Regions from separate parts of the Homo sapiens genome. Here regions 1 and 3 are each linked to region 2. The links are chromatin contacts, found by Hi-C or POLR2A ChIA-PET in ENCODE. All regions are on one chromosome and are shown on one strand. Each heading gives the region's core, a stretch centred on a gene start or an enhancer-like site at or near the end of the contact. The rest is flanking DNA. Distances are from core to core; before and after follow the strand shown. Region 1 holds the start of RBSN (rabenosyn, RAB effector). Region 2 has its middle 11 kb from the start of WNT7A. Region 3 holds the start of RPL32 (ribosomal protein L32).

Region 1 (4,711 bases), core at 325-2,824, 1.2 Mb before region 2:
TTGGCCAGGCTGGTCTTGAACTCCTGACCTCAAGTTATCTGCCCACCTCGGCCTCCCAAAGTGCTGGGATTACAGGCGTGAGCCACCGCGCCCGACCAAATATGTTTTTTGTAAATGATAAAATGACAAGCAAAAATCATGATGGTTTAATAAACGTTCATTGCCCTACCCAAAACATAGTCCTGCCTGTAAGTGTGGCTCGTTTTGGGACCTCGGTGGCTTCAGACTTTCAAAAGGGTGGTTTTACTCCCAAAGTCCTGGCTTTTGGGACCTAAGGCAGAAGCTAGTGATGGAGACGGGGAGCTTGGCATGTTGCTTTGCTTCTGACAGGTTAGGAAGCCTCTTCCTTGTCTCCATCAGTAAACAAAGGGAAGTCATTATTCGCTCCTGCAGATGTTGTAACGTTAAAAAAAAATTGGCCATCAGATTGAGAGAAAAGGCTAAGTCACTGGAGCCAATTTCTTTTGTACAGATGAGAGAACTCAGGCGAAGAAAGGGGAAAGGACCTGCTCAAAGCCACAAAGTAACGTACAGCCAGGGCTAGAACCCAGATCTCTAGACCCCTAGTTCACTGCCCTTTCACTGGTGATTGCTTTCCAAAAACTCAATGCTCTCCAAGTCCGGAGCCCCATGTCCTTAAATGGAAGGTGATGGAGGCTCAGTGCTCCTGTCCAGAGACCAGGTGGGGAAGACTTTTTGGAGGCAGGGAAAGTGAGATGGGCAAAGCCAATATGCAGGACACCCTCCTACCTACCTACCTACCGTGCAATTACCTCAATCTTCACAACACTGTGAAGCGGAGACTATCATTATCATCCCCATTTTACTTCTGTAAAAGGGGGCCAGTAACACTGCAGGGATGTAAACGGAGGCCCAGGATCGTCCCATCGTCCCATCGTTCTCTGCAGCTCTTGCTCCTAGAGGCTGGCTATTGCTAAGGTCCAGAACGTGTGCAGGGCACAAAGCAAATAGGTCTCCGGGACTGGGATGAGGTTTTGCCTCTCTATACCCCGTGGTACCCAGCACAGCGTAGGCACGGGGTAGGTCCTGGCTGATCAATCGTCCTGCCTTTTGAAAATGCCATCTTTTCCACAGGCTTGGCCATGCTGTACACCCCGGGATACACCTTCTCATACCAAGTCTCCACTCTCATGTGGTTCTATTCTTGGACTTTCCATCGCCTCCACGTCCCCTGAATATTTTTTCTGTCTCTAGCTCTCAGGAACTTTGATTCCTTGGCTGCCTTATTCTTTGTGCACTTTGGTCAAGAGCCAAAGATCTACTGGTCTCAGCTTTCCCACCTGTACAAGGCGGTGCAGAGCCATTGGCTGGCTTTGACGCGCTATTAGTTCGAATTCGGGACGTAAGAACCGCACAAAATTACCGAGCCCCACTTTCTCTCCGCTCCCCACCATCCCCTCCCTCGTTCGGAAAGCGCCTGCGCAGAAGCCGCCGGCCCGCCCTCCACTATTCGAATCCGTATCCGCCCTTTTCGCGCCCTCGAAGACTCGGCGCTCGACAGGCGTCTACCAGCTTGTCTTCCGGTTTCGTCGCCGCCGCAGGCGCACCTGCCGAGTTCCGAGCGACCGATGGAGATGGCGGCTGCGGCTGAGTGACGGACGGTGGAGGCCCAGAGCCCGGGCCTGAAGGGGGGGACAAACCTGGGTGCCCGCAGGAGCCCGGCAGGGTACATACAGAGGGTCAGGCCCAGTCTGGGGGGCGGGGACACGACTCCTCCAGAACGGAGACGGGCGGGCCGTGTGTGGTTGTGGTGGGTGTGACGTGAGAGGTGGGAGATGGGGCTTTCAGGCCGTGCGTTTCGCTTGTGTGTGCCTTTGATGATTGGGCTCTGTGTGGTTGTGCGGTTACGCGGGGCGTATACACTTGGGTTTGGTTGTGCAGCTGTGGGTGGAGTGGGTGGGTGCTTGTCTCCCGAGCGGTTGTGTTTGATTCTCTGGTTGTGTAAAGCTGAAGCGTTTGTATTCTGAGTTCGTGTGGAGATGTTCGGAGTGTTTTGTGTGGTGTCTGTGCGATGTGTGACGTTGTCATGTCTGCTTCACGGGATTGAGTCGTTCGTGTTGTGTGTGGTCATGCGATGTGTGTATAATCATGTTAGTTATGTGGGTTGTGGTTGCGATCGTGAGGCCGGGTTGAGTGCGGCTGTGGGATGTGTCGTCGATGCGGCATGTGGCGGGGTGACATTCATGCTGGATGTACGGCTGCAGAACATGTAGCTATATTTATTTTTTTTATTTTTATTTTTTTTACTTTTTACGTGATTTAGAGTGCGAGGGGCTTGCTTATGTGTTCAGTTATGGTTGTGGGGTCCAATTCGGTGGTTGTGTTAGATTTCTTTATGGTGTATGCTTAGTTATATGATTTTGGAGTTCATTCATTTCTTCGTTCATTCATGGAGCTTTATTGTGCTGCTTCATTGTGTGTGCCAGGTACTGTGCTAAACCCTGGGGAGACGGCGAAGTGGAAAACATATAGAGTCTGTGCCCTCCCAGATTTTACAGTCTTACTTGGTCACTTCACGTATGTACCTGCGGTTATAAATTGAGATGAGTGCTGTGAAGGAGAAGTCCATTCTGATGCTCTGAGTAAGAGGCATTTCTTTTGAGGAAGTGAGGTTTGGGTTTGGGCTGAGGCGTGAAGGGTGGTTGTGTGGCATGGATGTGGTGGGCTTTGTGTTATTTGTGGTCGTTAGGGGTGAGTGCATGGGAAGAAAGGGAGCTGTCAGAGTCAGCATCAGATGAACCACTGGCTGGGGAGGGAACAGGCCAGACCTAGGGCTGCTATATTCCAGTGGAAAAGTTATGAAGTCACTGGGTTTCTTAACTAGAGGGAAAAAATAGGGACCTGGTGTCTCATTTGTTTATTTTCTGAGTTGCTGCCACCCTTCAGCTTTGAGGACCAGGCAGTCCCTCCTCGGTGGTCTTCTACAGTCCATCCAAAGCTGAGGGTCACACATCTCCCCTCACTATATACTGTGGCTTGTATCCCCAGGTTCTTGGGGAGAAATTTCTCTGCTTTTGTGGAATGGTTTTGTCTCAATTTCTCTTGTGACTGGGTGTCTTGATGAGGTGACATTGGAAGTGACTTTGCCATGAGCCAGTAAGAAAGAGAATGTAACTTATTAAGCCCTGAAGTGTTTAGGCCCCAAATCAATTTATTTATTTATTTATTTATTTATTTACTTTTTTGAGATGGAGTTTCGCTCTTGTTGCCCAGGCTGGAGTGCAATGGCATGATCTCGGCTCACTGCAACTTCCGCCTCCTGGGTTCAAGCAGTTCTCCTGCCTCAGTACCCCCACTAGCTGGGATTACAGGCGCCTACCACCACACCCGGCAAATTTTTGTATTTTTAGTAGAGATAGGGTTTCACCATATTGGCCAGGCTGGTCTCGAACTCCTGACCTCAGGTGATCCGCCTGCCTTGGCCTCCCAAAGTGCTGGGATTACAGGCTTGAGCCACCATGCCTGGCCAGCCTTTTATTTTTGAAGCAGTGAGAACATCAGGTTTGCTACTTAACTGTCACTTAATGGCTTATAAGATCTGTCAGGGTGCAGTGGCTCACATCTGTAATCTCAGCAGTTTGGGGGGGCTCAGGCAGGAGGATTGCCTGAGGCCAGGAGTTAGAGACCTGCCTGGGAAACATAGCAAGAACCTGTCTCTATAAATAATTTAAAAACTAGCTGGGTGTGGTGGCATACTCCTGTAGTCCCAGCTTCTTAGGAGGCTGAGGCAGGAGGATCACTTGAACCGAGAAGGTCGAGGCTGTTGTGAGCAATTATAGCTCACTGGGTGACAGAGCAAGATGCTGTCTCTTAAAAAGGAAAATATAGTACGCCCATTAGAGATAAGTGCTCTACAAATATAAAATAGATTTTTTCTTTTTGACTAGTAGGTTTCTATTGTTTCTCTTTAACTGATGTTAGGATTTTTGATTTTTTGTATGTTTTTATGGCAGATACTATATCTTTTTCATCTTTGCATTTCTAACACAGGTGTCTTACAAGTATCAAGAACTTACTATATGTGGTTGAATAAACAATCAAGGTAAAGAGCATCAAGTAAAAACTTCTGCTTGTTGATAAGTACTTCAGACATTCCCCCAGTGGCTGAAGTGGCATATGAATTATGAAGTTGGATCATTTGGAATGAATGTAAGAGAATTGCCAAGGTATTGTTTGCTTATTTCAAGAATCTGTGCTTCCCACTTCATTGAGTTTTTGTTCTCCAGTGATGTTTTCACATTTTAGGTTTTGCAGCTTGCTTGGTCTAAGGATTTGAGAAAGAGTTTGTTTTCTCAAACTTGCACTGAATAAACATTAAGTACCCCATTGAACTGTGAAAAGAATGAAGAAAATCCTCAATTGCTACCAGTTTGCCTGAATTGGCTTTTTTCCCTTCTTCTTTTCTTTCTTAGGGCTCCTCCTACTCCAGAGAGGAAACCTCATCCAGGGCCATGAAGCCACTTCCTCACCATCTGTGTGCTGCTTAAGCTAATGCTGCGGGAACCATGGTTCCTTGGGAGGAATCAAGCTGACTCTTGGCATGAGATTCCTGCCTTCCTAGGGTTGAGAGCGGCACTGCCATGGCTTCTCTGGACGACCCAGGGGAAGTGAGGGAGGGCTTCCTCTGCCCTCTGTGCCTGAAGGATCTGCAGTCTTTCTATCAGCTTCACTCACATTACGAGGAAGAACA
Region 2 (4,749 bases), core at 785-3,284:
TGAATATTTAATCGTAGTTCTGGGTTGGTTTGTTAGCATTGCTCACCTCTAGTCATACATTGACTTTTCCCTTTCCTAGTTTCTTTTTTTTTTTTTTTTTTTTGAGACAGAGTCTGGGTCTGTCACCCAGGCCAGAGTGCCAGTGGCATGATCTCAGCTCACTGCAACCTCTGCCTCCTGGGTTCAAGCGATTCTCATGCCACAGCCTCTTGAGTAACTGGGATTACAGGCATGCACCACCACACCCGGTTAATTTTTTTTTTTTTGTAGAGATGGGGTTTCACCATGTTGGCCAGGCTGGTCTTGAACTCCTGGCCTCAAGTGATCTGCCCTCCTCGGCCTTCCAAAGTGTTGGGATTACAGGCAAGAGCCACTGTGTCCCTTTCTGAATTTCTTATTTAGATTTATCTCTTGATTGCCATAGACCCACCTTATGGATAGGAACATTAAGGCTTGTTCAAAGTCACATTGCCCATGGCAAATCAGTGCAGAGCCAAGATTCTGACAAATATTTGCCTCTCCAGAGGGAGAGCTCAGGAGACCCATGGCAGCTGTGAGATTTTGGACTTGGGTATTGGCATCTAGGGAAGGAGGGAGTCACTCTCTCTTCTTGAACTTTCTGGGGCTGCCAGAGGAGCCTGGACAGGACTCGGGGCTAACTCTGCCTCAAGGGGTCAGATTAAGGGTTGGACAGGTTTCCTGTAGTGCCTCTAACCCAGCCCTAGAGATCTAAAGAAGGAATTAGTGATTCAGGTGACTGGTTCTAGATTTTTTTGGACACGGAGGACTAAGAACAGAAAGTAGGACAATGAGGAGGCCCAATGCATCTGTTTTTCTTCCACTAGAAACAAAAATCCCCCAACCCAGAGGCCTAAACAATAATAGATTTTTCTGTCACTTAAAAAAAAAAAGCCCAGAGGCAGGCTGCGGGGCTGCTATGGCAGCTCAACCATGCCATCGTGTCCCTTCTTGTTTTCCATTTGGCCGTCCTTCTCAAGATGGCTGCCAGAGGAAGGGGAAACTCAAGGAACTGAAAGCCCAGGGGCTTCCACCTACATCTCTTTCAACAGAACAAAGTCATGGCTGCCCCTAGCTGCAAAGGATGCTGGGAGATGTAGTTTCTAAAGTCAGTCACAAGACAGAAAAAGTTTATCTTCAGGATAATTGAGATTTTTCACTACTTTTTAGTCTACAATAATGAAAACAGCTACACTTAGTCATTTACAGATATTCATTTGAAGTACCATCGAGGGACCAGGCACAGAGCCAGCTGCCTTGTGTAAACTGGTGAACGAAGGGCTTGTCCTCTCCTCACCTGACTTACTTAGGGAATAGTCACTGTGTGCAAAGTACCTAGTATCTATTACTTCATTTAATGTTCATAACAGTACTAGGAAGTAATTACTATTATCCCCATCCTACACACAAGTAAACAGAAGCTCTGAGAGGCTAATAATCTATCAAGGCTCCATAATTATGTAACAGATCCAGAATTCAAATCCATGTTGGTCTAGTCCAGAGCTTCAGCCATTAACTATTCCATACTAGTGGGTTCCATCCATGGCTGTGTCTTAGAACCTCCCTGAAAGCTTTTTATATGCTCCACAGAGATTCTGATTTAAGTGGTTGGAGGTAGGGTTCAAGCATCAGTCTGTTTGTAATTATCTTATTTAATCCACACAACAACTGGAGATGAAGGTATTTATCTTTCTATTTAAAAATCAGAGAAACTAAGACCCAGAGATGCAGACTCACTTGCCTAAAGTCACACAGTAATTCCACAGTGAAACTGGGATATATGATCAGATCTGTCTTCTCCAAAAAGCCATCCTTAGCTCCAGAGAAAGGCAGCCTCCCTAAAGCTGGGGGATATACTGGCCAACCACTCTGCTCCAGCCCCAGAAGCCTCCCAGGGAATGTGTGTGCATGAGGGGCAGAGCGCCAGGTGGCAACTAAGTGATAAACAGGCCAGGACATGCCAGGATGTGTGCCGGAAGCCCAGCCCACTAAAGGCAGAGGTGTGGCTGGGCCAGGGTGGGGGCCGGACGTGGGGATGCACTTTTTCCCCAGCACAACAAGCTGTGGGCTTCCTCCCTCCCAGCTGAGCCCTGCCTGATATGGCAGGCCCAGAATGGGTCGCTAGCTAGAGAGTGGAGGGGTGGCAGGAGGGCAGGGGCCCAGGGCCAGTCCCCAGAGGAAGTCACATGGCTGGGGGCACAGGCATGACCCAGGAATGGTGAGGGGAGGGAGATATTTCAGGCCCGAGAGGAAGGGCCCAGCCCATGAGATGAATCACCCGGGCCGGAGATTATCCTGAGGAAGACCTTGGGGGTGGAATGGTGATAAGTGCTCTCCTCCCGAGGTGACCAGGAGCCCACGGGCAGATGGCCAGCGGCCGGTGAGGCAAAGTGTGGCTGGGAGCGCACAGATGAGTCTGAGAGGGCCCACCAGATCCAGGTGCTTTCCAGAAGGGACTTCTCAGTGACCCTACAACATGAGGGGAAGCCCTGGAGACCAGTCACTTGCACAAGGTCACAGGGCCAGAGATGGGATTTGGAGTGGGAGTGTGCCTTTCTGTTTCCGCAGCTTGTCTCCCCAAAGCAGGGAGCTAAGACTGCCACTGCCCTCCTGCTCCAGGGGCTTCCTGGGTGGACATGAAACTTCACTGATAAGACACCAGGCTTTAGACTCCGAATGGCAAACCAGGTGTCAGAGCTTATGCTTGCTCCTGGATGAGGCACTAGACTTGTCCCAGCTTCTTATTGCAGGAATGGGAAGTAGGGAGTCCAGAGGCTCACCCAGAACAAGGGGCTTACCCAGGATTCCAGAGCAGGCTGGACAGAGGCCAGTGGACCTGAGTCCTGCCTCCCAGCCCACAGATGATGATCTTCTGGATCTCTAAGGGTGGCCATCAGCATCACCTGGGAACTTGTTAGAAATGCACATTTTGGGGTGCATTTCATTCAGTCCCAGATGGACTGAATGTGAACCTGGGCAGTGGGCATCCCTCTGAGCATTAACAAGCCCTCCTGCAGGGGATTCTGGTGCCAGCAGAACATAAAGTACACACACACACACACACACACACACACACACACACACACACACACACACACATATTCACCGGGTGGTATTTGGTATAAAATGGCCTCACAATGGTCTTTACCTCAAATTCAATTAAAACAATCCCATCCACCTGATGATCCATCCATGGGCTCACAAACCATGAGAATGCAGAGGTCCTTCAAAATCAACAGGGATTTGTTTCTCAAGCTGGAGGGATATGTGGGCTCCTTGAAAGGGGAAACTTGTACACTACTCCCCCTGGCCAATAAACACACTCAATGGTGGTTTAACTAATTTTTAGTACACCATTGCTTAGATATGTACTATCATAAAACTAAGCGTAGGCTCTTATGCTATTAAAATCTGCAAGTTCCAGATGAAATATAAACTAACATAAACACCAGAAAATCTAACTTTTAAATGAATGATAATTGACATATGCCAGAGAATGTTACTTTGCTGAAGCCAAGTGGCAGCTTGTAGCCTGATCATGGTGTCAATTGTCACCATGTAGGGCCCATTAAATTTGGCACCATCTATCACCCTCTGTCATGAGATGAATCAAACCTCCCAACCCCTTTCCTCTAGCCCACCTCCTCCTAACCCTTTCTTCACACAGGGCAGGGGCTTCAGTGAATTACTGCTTTCTTCTCCTGGGCTCCAAATCACAAAAGTGGTTTTCCTGGGAACCTTATGACCATAAGCAAAAATGCAAACTCAAACAGCAAAGTTAATTAGAGGACAGTTATCAGTTATAATGAGGTCATCCTAATAGTTTGAAATATGAGGATGTTAGATTCATGTTAAAATGAAAAAAAAAAAAAGACCATTTGAAATTCTCATTCTTGGAGCCCTGAGCATTCCTCTCTGGAAACCTGGGAGTCCATAGATCCCTTTTGAAGAGACAGAGACTTAGAGCTGGCATGCCTTACTCCATTTCTGAGCTGGAGAAATCAAGGGCCACAGAACAGTGGGGACCCACTGTTCCCTTCTCTGATCCCTCTAACCTCTATCAGCTGATTTCTCACTGGTATGAGGAAGAAGTGTCCCAGTCACCATTGTATCCAAATGCAAGGGGCTCCCCTGGGATGAGTGAGCCGCTCTCCCTGAGAGAGGTTTGAGCACAGTTGGCCACTACTCAGTGGAGATGGGATAGACTTCCCTCCACCTCTGCCAGGAAGTCCAACTTGGGAGGTCTTGAGGGGGACCTGGGCATCTGTTTCATACCTAAGTAATTTGGATGCACATAGTAGTTTGAGAAACAGTGGCCCTGATCATCTTTAAGATTCCTCTGATCCTAGAGGGCTGGATTCCAATACACATCTTTATCGCCATAATCATCATCATCAAATAACTATCATGTGTTGAGTGCATGCTATGTGCCAGTTGCTCTGTGAAATGTGAATGTGTTATATATATGATTGCTGTAACCTATGAGATGGCATTATTATTATCATCATCTCCATACAGATACGGAAATAGGCTAAGGGAGGTTCACCATTTTCCTAAGGTCACACAGCAAGAGGCTGAGCCGAGACTCAAAGCTGGGTGTGTTGCCCCAGTGCCCTAGCAGTATTTCATATCCAACTCTGCCCCTAGCTGGCTATGTGCCTTTGGAGCCTCTCGGGCCTGCAATGGGGCTCAGTCTCCCCACCTGTAGGATGGATTGTCTCTTTGCAGCCT
Region 3 (4,315 bases), core at 252-2,751, 1.0 Mb after region 2:
CTGACCACAGGTGATCTGCCCACCTCAGCTTCCCAAAGTGCTGGGATTACAGGCATGAGCCACCGCGCCCAGTCGCTGGGTCTTACAGTAACTTTATGTTTAACATTTTGAGGAAATGCTATTCTTTTCCAAAGTGACTGCACCATTTCATATTTGCACTAGCACTGTACGGACATTCCCATTTCTCTGTCCTAGTGAGTGTGAAATGGTATCTCACTGCAGTTCCAGTTTGTATTTCCCTGATGGCTAATGATGTGGATCATTTCATGTGTTCATTGGCCACAGAGAAATGTCTATTTGGATTCTTTACCCATTTTTCAATTGGGTTATTTGTCTTTATAGGTTTGTTGTTGTTGAGACAGAGTCTTGCTCTGTCACTCAGGCTGGAGTGCAGTGGCATTATCACAGCTAACTGCAGTCTAGAACTGCTGGGCTCACGTGATCATCCCAGCTCAGCCTCTCGAGTAACTGGGACTACAGGCATGCGCCACCAGCCCCAGCTAATTATTTTATTTTTTGTAGAGACAGGGTCTTACTATGTTGCCTAGGCCGGTCTTGAACTCCTGGGCTCAAGCAAATCTCCCACCTCAGACTCCCAAAGTATTGGAATTATAGGTGTGAACCATAGTGCTCAGCCAATTTGCACAATAATCTTAAATACAAAAGCTAAGCAAAACAAATCAAGAGCATCTTTAAAAACTAGGCAGTCTGGGAGGCAGGGGCTGCCGTGAGCCGTGAGATGGCACCTTTGCATTCCAGCCTAGGTGACAGAGGGAGGCCCTGTCTAAAAAAAACCAAAAACCAAAAAACAAAACAAAACAAAAAACATCTAGGCAGTAGCTCGTGCCCGTAATCCCAGCTACTCAGGAGGCTGAGGCGAGAGAATCGTTTGAGCCCAGGAGTTCAAGACCAGCCTGGGCAACAGAGTGAGACCCCATTTCTAAAAAATGAACAAAGAAAAACTAGGCAGTTTCGCCCAGTGGTTAGAAGCGTGGAGTTTGGAGTCAAGTCTCCAAATTTCATCTTCCACATATGCAAAATGGAGACAATAATAGGGGTACGTTATAGAATTGTGGTAGGCATAGTGAACTCCATCGCATGTTAGCTGTTTTCGTTACTATTTACTGTCTAAATTCGGTGATGAAATTATTAGGAAGTCTCTGTCTTGTTCTCTTCTGACCACTAAGAGGCGCACTTCGGAGTAGAAGAAACGCGGGCGGAAATAGCCCAAAAGCGGATTGGCTTCGACTTCTGGCGGAAGTAAATTCCTCCCTCCACCAGGTCTTATTAGCTCAGAAAGAATTCCAAATTTCTACGTAGTCCCAAGGATAGGTAGAATACATTTCTCAGTCCTATTCCTAGTTATTATTGTCTATTAAAACATGTATACTCAGAATTTTTGCGGCATTATTTTTTGACGTGTCTTTATTTTATTTAAAAGAGCCGGAGCCGGAAGTGCTTGCCTTTTTCCCTGCTAGGACCCAGGGGTTACGACCCATCAGCCCTTGCGCGCCACCGTCCCTTCTCTCTTCCTCGGCGCTGCCTACGGAGGTGGCAGCCATCTCCTTCTCGGTAAGTGTTAATCCGTGGCAATCCGCATTCCTGCGGGATTCATCTGGCCCCGTCGCCCAGTGGTGCGGAGGCCTCCCCTTCAGCGCGGTAGTGTCTGTGGGTATTGTTATTGTCAGCTTACTGGAGCGTGTACAGGAACAGAACGAAGCCGCCGAGTTGATAGGGCTTTGCGTCCCAGAGCCTCCTGCCCTCCGCCTGTATTCAGAGCTGCGGGCTGCTTGTTTGTTCCTTGGCGGTGGAGGGTGCTAGTTGAGGCCAGACTTCGGGGTCTCCTGGGGGCCGTGGGACGACCAGGGGTGGCCCAGCTTGACAGCTTTCAGCTGGGATCTGTGGATCCCAGCGCTCACCAATGTCGGCCCACGTGTATTCGTTCATGCCATGGCCGGCTTCTTCCGCTGCAGTCTCTGGCCCGAGGGCTGCTGCTGCGGGACCGCCAAGGAAAGACGAGCTGTAGGTCGGCTGGTCCAGCTGCAGGCAGAAATTCTGGTAGTATCTCTGGGAATATGAAGATGCAACTGCCCCCACCTTGCCTTCGAGGATATCATGGGCCAGAAGGCAGAGTCGTTTTGAATACGTGGTTCATTGAGTACCCACTCTGGGCCAGTTGATGGCTGCGAAGAGAGCAGAAGGGGTGCTGCTGTAGGAAATCAATGGCTCGGAAGACCACACTGAGGAAGGTGTGAGTTGATACTGGAAGATCTCCAGGTTTGAGGCATCTTCAGAGGTATATGGTGGTTTTGTGTGTGTTGAGGGTGTGGTAGCGCAGCAGCTCCCTAGGGAATTAGAAGGTTTTATTGAACATTTACCCTGTGACAGGCACTGCAGGCATTCAGCGCGCAGTGTCATCTTCATTTTACAGGTGAGGAAAAGACTCAGGTTCAAGTAGATGGTCAAGGCCAGTACTACCGGAAGGACCATCTGGGGGTTCGGACACTGGTGGGGTGGGATTTGCTGCCCCTTGCAAATTGAGAGTGTCTTGGGGTCAGTTTTGATTTGCTCAGCTGTTGGCATTCTTTGGGCTCTGAGTGGGTGAGGTGACCCTTGACCTCCTGGGATCGCATCTGGAGAGTGCCTAGTATTCTGCCAGCTTCGGAAAGGGAGGGAAAGCAAGCCTGGCAGAGGCACCCATTCCATTCCCAGCTTGCTCCGTAGCTGGCGATTGGAAGACACTCTGCGACAGTGTTCAGTCCCTGGGCAGGAAAGCCTCCTTCCAGGATTCTTCCTCACCTGGGGCCGCTTCTTCCCCAAAAGGCATCATGGCCGCCCTCAGACCCCTTGTGAAGCCCAAGATCGTCAAAAAGAGAACCAAGAAGTTCATCCGGCACCAGTCAGACCGATATGTCAAAATTAAGGTATGTGGTCCTGGGATGGAAATGGGTGTGGGGTGAAGAAAAGAGTTTCCAACAGTTTCTGACATCACCTAGTCAGGATTATCTTTGACCGATGAACTGGCTTGTGGAAGAGCTTTCTGTAGAAATACAGGTCTCCCCCAGTGTGCCCTAGTGCTGGTACTTATGTCTCTTGATGTGTGAAGCGAAACTTTAATGAAAAGGGACATTTGGCCGTTTTGATGTGTTCAGAGGGCTTTGCATTTGTGTCCTGTATTTTGGGTTGCCTTGTGACAGCAGGATCCCTATTTTATAGACAAGAAAACTCAGGTGCTGAGAGCAGTGTCTGCAGCTGTGCTTGCCATCTCAGTATCTACACAGTCCCCTCGCATCCCATTGGTGCCTCCTCCATTGCTTGGGAGTGGCAATGGTGGGGGTGCCTTCATCCCTAGTGGCTAAAGCCACGAGCTCCTGGTTTTTCCCACCAAAAAAGTAAGGAAATAGTGAAGTCCTGTTACCAAAGGCAACTACTGTGTGGCATACTTCCTTTTCATTTGGTCCTTTTTTTCCCTCCCCAAAAGGAAGAGTTCGCACTCTGCACAGACGCTAACCCACCTGTGTATTATTTCCTTCAGCGTAACTGGCGGAAACCCAGAGGCATTGACAACAGGGTTCGTAGAAGATTCAAGGGCCAGATCTTGATGCCCAACATTGGTTATGGAAGCAACAAAAAAACAAAGCACATGCTGCCCAGTGGCTTCCGGAAGTTCCTGGTCCACAACGTCAAGGAGCTGGAAGTGCTGCTGATGTGCAACAAGTGAGTTGGGTCCCACCTCTAGTTTTCAGTGATCAGAAGTTTGCATCTGTGTGAGCACTTCTGGCAGGAACTCTACAAACTCTTGGGATGCATTTTGGCGGGGGGTGTTGTACATTCTCTGAGGGAATCAGAAGTTGTTCCTTGCAGGATTTTAGAGAATGCTTGTTGGGGAATTCAAGGTGTTTCCTTTGCTGAAGGAGGTGACTTGGTCTTCTAAGTGTAGAGACCCAAGACCAGGAAAAGACTGCTTTGTGAACACTGCAATAATAGCCACTTTCCACTACTACAATATCCTTTGGCTGTTGTTTCCAAAATGTTGCTTTCTTTATGAAGGTGTCAAGCAAAAGAGTTGAACTCTGAAATATTCGAAGAGATTTATTCTGAGCCAAATATGAGTTGACCATGGCCCGTGACACAGCCCTTGGGAGACCCTAAGAATATGTGTCCAAGGTGGGCGGGGAGCAGCTTGGTTTTACATATTTTAGGGAGACATGAGACATCAATCAAATACACATAAGGCATACATTGGTTTGGTCCAGAAAGGCGGCACTTCGAGGTTTTGGATAGATTTTCTGTTTCTCGTCGAGAATTGGTTATC

Evidence for each region. A loop is a pair of places that touch in the nucleus more often than their neighbours do. ChIA-PET counts read pairs that join two places held with the same protein, here RNA polymerase II (POLR2A). Pooled maps may share reads with other maps.
Region 1: a map of CD4-positive, alpha-beta T cell shows a loop between it and region 2 (5-fold over the local background). The contact joins the promoter of RBSN here to the enhancer-like site in region 2. A Hi-C loop is called at or near these places in 2 of 168 maps with a recorded cell type or tissue (CD4-positive, alpha-beta T cell and CD8-positive, alpha-beta T cell) and 7 of 50 pooled maps. POLR2A ChIA-PET finds 5 or more read pairs at or near these places in 1 of 52 experiments (PC-9).
Region 3: a loop to region 2 is called in a map of CD4-positive, alpha-beta T cell, with 4 times the contacts of the local background. The contact joins the promoter of RPL32 here to the enhancer-like site in region 2. A Hi-C loop is called at or near these places in 1 of 168 maps with a recorded cell type or tissue (CD4-positive, alpha-beta T cell) and 5 of 50 pooled maps. POLR2A ChIA-PET finds 5 or more read pairs at or near these places in 1 of 52 experiments (CD4-positive, alpha-beta memory T cell).

The regions. Positions count from the first base shown.
Region 1 is chr3:15,096,011-15,100,721 of GRCh38, reverse strand. It overlaps RBSN (rabenosyn, RAB effector), which reads left to right and starts at 1,574. Exons shown (of 14, transcript NM_022340.4): 1 at 1,574-1,687; 2 at 2,448-2,603; 3 at 4,012-4,187; 4 at 4,434-4,711. The coding sequence starts at 4,602. RefSeq lists enhancers at 1,487-1,616, 1,505-2,369 and a silencer at 2,707-2,786.
Region 2 is chr3:13,888,201-13,892,949 of GRCh38, reverse strand. No RefSeq gene overlaps it. Among named protein-coding and RNA genes, the nearest start is that of WNT7A, 11 kb to the right of the region's middle. Within about 2 kb of position 2,034, at least 7 of the 41 ENCODE cell types and tissues checked have a DNase peak (open chromatin) inside an H3K27ac peak, as active enhancers do; they include CD4-positive, alpha-beta T cell and CD8-positive, alpha-beta T cell, where a contact is called at or near this core.
Region 3 is chr3:12,838,751-12,843,065 of GRCh38, reverse strand. It overlaps RPL32 (ribosomal protein L32), which reads left to right and starts at 1,501. Exons shown (of 4, transcript NM_000994.4): 1 at 1,501-1,572; 2 at 2,824-2,924; 3 at 3,536-3,717. The coding sequence starts at 2,829. SNORA7A (small nucleolar RNA, H/ACA box 7A) reads left to right here and starts at 2,616; the gene lies at 2,616-2,754. RefSeq lists enhancers at 923-1,172, 1,266-2,202, 2,203-3,141.